Regions from separate parts of the Homo sapiens genome. Here region 1 is linked to region 2. The links are chromatin contacts, found by Hi-C or POLR2A ChIA-PET in ENCODE. All regions are on one chromosome and are shown on one strand. The core of a region is the stretch at or near the end of the contact, and the rest is flanking DNA. Distances in the headings are between cores, read along the strand shown. Region 1 overlaps QTMAN (queuosine-tRNA mannosyltransferase). Region 2 has its middle 25 kb from the start of QTMAN.

The links. A loop is a pair of places that touch in the nucleus more often than their neighbours do. ChIA-PET counts read pairs that join two places held with the same protein, here RNA polymerase II (POLR2A). Pooled maps may share reads with other maps.
Region 1: a loop to region 2 is called in a pooled map, with 3 times the contacts of the local background. The contact joins two enhancer-like sites. A Hi-C loop is called at or near these places in 5 of 50 pooled maps. POLR2A ChIA-PET finds 5 or more read pairs at or near these places in 5 of 52 experiments (CD8-positive, alpha-beta T cell, PC-9, T-cell and 2 more).

The regions. Positions count from the first base shown.
Region 1 is chr2:144,265,865-144,268,932 of GRCh38, forward strand. All of the region lies in intron 1 of QTMAN (queuosine-tRNA mannosyltransferase), which reads right to left. Among named protein-coding and RNA genes, the nearest start is that of QTMAN, 65 kb to the right of the region's middle. RefSeq lists an enhancer at 2,015-2,797. Within about 2 kb of position 1,492, at least 2 of the 41 ENCODE cell types and tissues checked have a DNase peak (open chromatin) inside an H3K27ac peak, as active enhancers do.
Region 2 is chr2:144,356,245-144,359,448 of GRCh38, forward strand. No RefSeq gene overlaps it. Among named protein-coding and RNA genes, the nearest start is that of QTMAN, 25 kb to the left of the region's middle. RefSeq lists an enhancer at 728-1,241. Within about 2 kb of position 1,872, at least 9 of the 41 ENCODE cell types and tissues checked have a DNase peak (open chromatin) inside an H3K27ac peak, as active enhancers do.

The sequences.
Region 1 (3,068 bases), core at 242-2,741, 91 kb before region 2:
CCTCTGCCAGCACTCTCAAATCAGAGTGGAGAATCCAGTTTGACTCCTTCCATCAACTGCTCACCTCTCCAACAAGGCCCACACATTCATCTATATTCACAGCTCCTACCATGGCACCCTGTATGCTCTAAGTGCTCACTAAGAGTTGAGAAGTAGAAGGTAAAGAGCTGGAATACGTAAAGAATTTGAGGTGAAATAATTCTATAAAGGGAGAAAATAACCAGCTAAGAAAGTGAGAAAGTAGGACTAGATGAGGTCATTGTGAGAAGAGAACAAGGTCAAGAGCAGAGTTCACTGTGGAGGGTTACTGGAGAAAATGATGGAAAGGAAACTTATGAACAAATTACTGAAGATACTAGAAGGTTAATAAAGGGGTGTAAATAGGATTAAGTAGCAAAATGAAGAAATAGTAAGTTCTTAGAAAGAGGGGTAACATCCAGAATTTGAAAAATGGCAAAAAGTGGTTGTAAAAAAGAATCAGAGCTTGGGAGCCAGGGTGGAAATCACTACCCCACAGCCCCATCACACTTAATGACTAGCAAGTTATTTAACTTCTGTAAGCCTCAATTTCCTTATCCATAAAATTTTCTTTACCTATAGATACAACAATATCTACTTTGCATGGTAGTTTTGAAGATTAGATGATATCTAGATCAGTGACTGAGACATTGTACCAATCGATAGTAGCTGCTACTGTGATTGGTTTTACAAACATTAATCTAGCAATGTAAGTAAAGTGAATTAAAGGAGGACTGGAAGTTGAAACATCTCTTAAGAGGAAACTGCAACAGTCACTTGCTTTGGGCACAGGTATAATCTTAAATTCACTTTACCTTGGCCTTAGTAATGGCTTTACCCTTAACCAGCAATGATAACTCAGGCAAGTCACTACTACTTTCGGTACATATGTCCCCATCTGCAGACTTATTTAATAAACTCTGACCTTCCTACTTCACAAATTTGTTGTATGGGTTATTTTAAATCAAGAAAAAAATACATTTGTAAGTGTTTCACAAACTATAAAGTACTTTGGGGAAAAGAAAGAAATGAAGAACATGGGGCAATTTTAGGAAACATTTTCAGGAAAGGCTCAAGGACATTAGAGGTATTGGAAGGTAAGGGACACAGCATAAAGGACACCACACTAAAAATGTCAAGGTATTAAGAGAATGCTTCTTTAAAAGAAATGCAGATATTTAGAGGAAAAAAAAATAATCTGAAGGAGATGATTTGGGATCTATTCTAAGATGAAAGTGCAGGACTAGAGTTTAGGTGATAGGCAATGATGTGAAATAGAACTCTGAGAATCACCGGCAATACCCATCAGAGTGTGAGAATTATGATTTATCTGTGATACAAATGCTAAACAAGAAGAACTAAAGTTATTATAAGATTCAAAATGGAATAAGTAAACGCCTAGCAAAGGAAAAGTACAAACCCACCCTAACACCTCAGAGACAGGTATTACAGGAAGAAGAGTAGGCAGCAGAGACTTCAAAGGAAAGTGCTCATGTAGCTGAAAAGCCAAGGTCATGTGACATTAGCATGTCAAGGAGATTGAGAACTGAGAAAAATAACCCTCTACATTTGGCTAGATGTGGTCACCAGTGACCTTCACGAGTGCAGTTCCAGTACAGAGGTGGGACAAAAGCCAGATTGCAAGGAGTTAATCATAATTCTATGATCCTAACACAAAAAAGCAGTTGCCAGTAAACTGAAGGTGAAATTCACAGATAAGAGAAAAGCACATTTAATAATTGAAAGGGGACAAACTTTATCTCAAGAAAGCTTCTTAGGATTTTTAACACTTCCACAGGAGAAATAGGACTTAGGTTTTTAAAAATCTCCTGAAAGTTATATTTAAGTAGTAAAACAGATGAAAATTTTCCTGCAACTGAAAGACAAAAAGAGAGAGAGGTGAGTTAGCCCTAATAGCGATCTAAACTTTTGATTACAATTCATTCACATGCTCTAAATAGGTATTTCAATACATTATACTTAATAACAACTGTAGTGCTATGGACTGAGTGTTTCTGTCTCCCAAAATTCCTATGTTAAAGCCTTATCCCCAGTGTGATGGTATTTGAAGGTGGGGCCAATGGGAGGTGATACAGTTTGAATATTAGTTCCCTCTAAACATCATGTTGAAATTTGATTTCCAATATTGGTAGTATTGGAGGTGTTGCAGGTGGGGCCTGATGGGAGGAGTTTGGATCAGGAAATCAGATCCCTCATGAATGGCTTGGGGGTGGCCATTCTCATGGTAATGAGTGAGTTCTCATTCTATAAATTCCCCACAAGAACTGATTGTTACAAACAGCCTAATGGTTTCCTCCCTTCTCTCTTCCTCCCTCTAATGCCTGCTCCCTTTCTTCTGCCATGAATGGTAGTTCCCTGAAGCCCTCACCAGAAGCAGATGCTGGTGCCATGTTTCTTGTACAGCCTGCAGAACCGTGGGCCAAATAAACCTCATTTCTTTCTAAATTACCCAGGCTCAGGTATTCCCTTATAGCAATGCACAATAGACTAAGGCAGGAGTATTTAAGATTTGAGGGAGGAGCCCTCATGAATGGGGCTAGTGCCCTTATAAAAGATGCCAAAGAATTTCCTTCCTCTCTGCTCTCTATGTGGCAATACAATGAGAAGGTGGCCATCTGCTAACCAGGAAGCAAGCCCTCACCAGACAAAGGATCTGCTAGCACTTTGATCTTGGATTTCCCAGTCTCCAGAACTGTAAGAAATAAATATCTGTTGTTTAAACCACCCAGTTGAGGATGTATTTGTTATAACAGCCTAAACTGACCAAAAAATACAGGCAAACCAAGGTATCCTTTGTGTGAATAAATTACATATTACTAAAAAGAGCAGTTAAATAACATTGCTATGTTATAATTATTAAGTAAACATTCCTTTCTAATGGCCCCAAATTTCCATTTTTTTTTGTTTTTTGACTCTCGCTCTGTCACCCAGGCTGGAGTGCAATGGCACGATCTCGGCTCACTGCAACCTCCACCTCCCAGGTTCAAGCGATCCTTCTGCCCCAGCCTCCCGAGTAGCTGGGATTACAG
Region 2 (3,204 bases), core at 622-3,121:
GAACCACTATCCAGACCTAATCCAGAGACTATCACAAGATCCTGAACTATAAGCTTAGTCCCATGAGTAAATAGGAATTTGGGATTATCTCTTTTGAGGAAAGAGTGAATAAATTGTGCAAAAGTAGGGAGTAGTATTATGTGACCAAGAGGGCAGATGGTGACAGATTGCATTCTTGTTCAGAATGTTTGTTACTCCTCCCTAAGGGGAACTAAACGCCCTCCCCCATGGACATCAGGCTTGCCCATGTGACTAACTTTGGCTAACAAAATGAGGGCAAAAGTGATAACTTTCCACTTCCCAGCAGAAGCTTTAAGGGGCTTTCCCTTTTGTCATGCCATAGCAGTGTCCAAGATGGAGTAGTTCCTTCACCCTGGACTCCAGAGTGAAGAGAACTCCAGACAGCCCCAGCAGACCTGCAGCCAACATGCAATGTGAACAAGGAATGACCTTTGTTTTCATAAATCACTAAGACTTGAGGGCTTTTTGTTACCACAGAATAACCTAGCCTAAGATTGCTATTAATTCTTAAATCGTTTTGCATGCCTCGTGTTTTCCTCTCCTCCTCAACCTTTGCTTATGCAAGACTGCATGGTTAAAGCTAGCTGGGCTTTGCTTCTAATCCTGACTCTACCATTTTTTACGTGTGTTACTTTGGGTAAGTCACTTGATCTCTCATCAGTTCATCTTAAAAATAAAGCAAATGGTACTAGGATATGAATGCCTAGCATAATATAAGCACTTGATAAAAGTTTTCTACTAAATTTTGTTCCTCACAGGAGATGTTGGTATGAAGGACTAGTTATTTACTTGAATTTTTGTTCTTGTTGTTCAGTAATTTCCCAGTAATACTTCTAGCTCCTATTTCTTCCTTCAAAGATTTAAGAAATCTGAAAAAGATCCTTACATACGTTCTACTCTCCTCTAATAGGAGACTTAACTTACGTTATTTTCTTTGTCTACCTCTGAAATCTCTATGTACTATATTTACAATTTCATAATTTACTAATGTTACGGACTTCTGTATTCATGCCTCATCCTCATCTTCATACGCCTTACTATTTTTTTTTTGAGATGGAGTTTTGCTCTTGTTACCTAGGCTGCAGTGCAACGGCGTGATCTCCGCTCACTGCAAGCTCCGCCTCCCGGGTTCAAGTGATTCTCCTGCCTCAGCCTCCTGAGTAGCTGAGACTACAGGCACGTGCCACCACGCCCAGCTGATTTTTTTGTGTTTTTAGTGGAGATGGGGTTTCACCATGTTAGCCAGGCTGGTCTCGAACTTCTGACCTCAGGTGATCCGCCTGCCTCGGCCTCCCAAAGTGCTGGGATTACAGGCGTGAGCGCCTGCCCCCAGCCACCATACTCTTAACTTTTGTGAGGACAGGGACTATATCTTATTCATCTTTATAACTCTTTAGGACTTAGCTCACAATTATGTATGACAGTTAATAGATGAAATATTTACCCTTTTCTAGATAACAAAATGATGAAATTATTTTTCAAGCTATCCTAATGAAGGGAATTTTACATGAATATGTGCCCCCCTGGTCTATCATAATCAGAGGTTTACGCCTTAATCTTCCAAAGACAGACCTGCTTAGAAGATGCCTGACCAGTCCCCTTTGACAAATTGGAATGGTCTGAAATGAGGCATGCAGAGCTAAAGATCTCATTTAAAATATTTTCCCAGGGTTAGAAAATATCATTTGGAAACTTGAAAGCCAAAGGCTCTGTTTTTAAAAAATAAATTAAAAATTTGGAATTGTATGTTGTCTTTGTTTTTAGCAAGACTCAAGTTCCTAGCTGACTTCTGTTTGTTTGTTTTCTCTGGGAACCAAGTAGCCGCACTACACCCAAGCATGTATCATTTCACGACAATGACTCAGAAAGCAGTGCAGATGTCATGGCTTACCTAGTCCCTAAAAAATGCCTACCATGCAGGAAATGAAATAAGGTTCTTGGACTCAGCAGAAATGGGGTGAGGATAAAGAGGCTGCTTTGAATTTGTGGGCTTTCCCGGACTGCTTTGGAAACATCTCATGCAAATCCAAACAGTATCTGGGTCACAGATAGTTTTTGACCAGTAATTTCTGAATATACTTCTGGTCTTCTAGTATACTTAGAGGTAGTAGGTCTATTTGGAAAAATAAAACAATTTGAATAATTTAGATAGTTTGATACACTTCTACCAGTGAGGATCTTTTTCTTTTTCGTAACAGTCTGCCATTCCTGGAACCATTTCCAAGGCCTAAAATTTTATTATACCGAGCAACAGATAGAATCCAGTCATCTAGTGCTTCTACCAACAACTTAAATATGCATGATCCGTTGTTTCTGAGTATGGCTTTTTTGTGGCTCTCTCTCTATATATAAATTTAGTCCAGCTTTTTAACCAAGAGACAGCTTGCTAGAAACATGAATTGTATCATTGTATTTGACTAAACATTTAGTCTGTAACTCTTATGACTTTAGAAGCCTGTCAGATGCTATTTGGAAACTTTCTCTTTAGTCTTGGTTATAATAAACCAAAAGTACCTAGAATTCTATGGGACATAGACTGTCAGGAAATGTTGAGTGTATCATTTTTGGGGAAAAGCAGACACTTTTACAAGAAGACTTCAATATGCAAATAAGAAAAGATTTAAGAATATGCAAATAGAAAAACATTTAAGAATGAGGAAGGATTTAAGAAGAATAGAACCATCAAGATGTAAAGCAAATCATTTCATACTTACTTTGAGATCCAGGCTTGTATACTATTCTAAAATGGGGGCTGTTACATTTCTGCCATGACAGAGAAGTTTTTGGGGGGAAATCCCAACGATGACCACAGCCTAAAAATGCACAGCTTAGAGGGGAGTTTCCAATGGACTTGGTCTTCAGCCAAGCCCCAGGTCATTCATTCAAAGTGCCCCTGCAGTATAACTAAATGCTTGTCCTGATCTAGCATCAGCATTTATGCATAGATAATAGGAGTTAGTACTAAGAATCCTCAGGGGGAGAGATGTACTGTGAAGATGTGAGCTGCGTTACATTCAAGGACATCAGCTAGCACAGTGTTGAAGACAATCAGCCCTGACTGAATCTGTGTGTCAGTGTTACGGCTTGCTCAGTTAGGACTCCAGTGAAAACCAGCAACAACAAATGACTACGACATTACTCAGCAAAAAATATAGTTTTGTCTCTTTTCCTAGTTTGTGATGA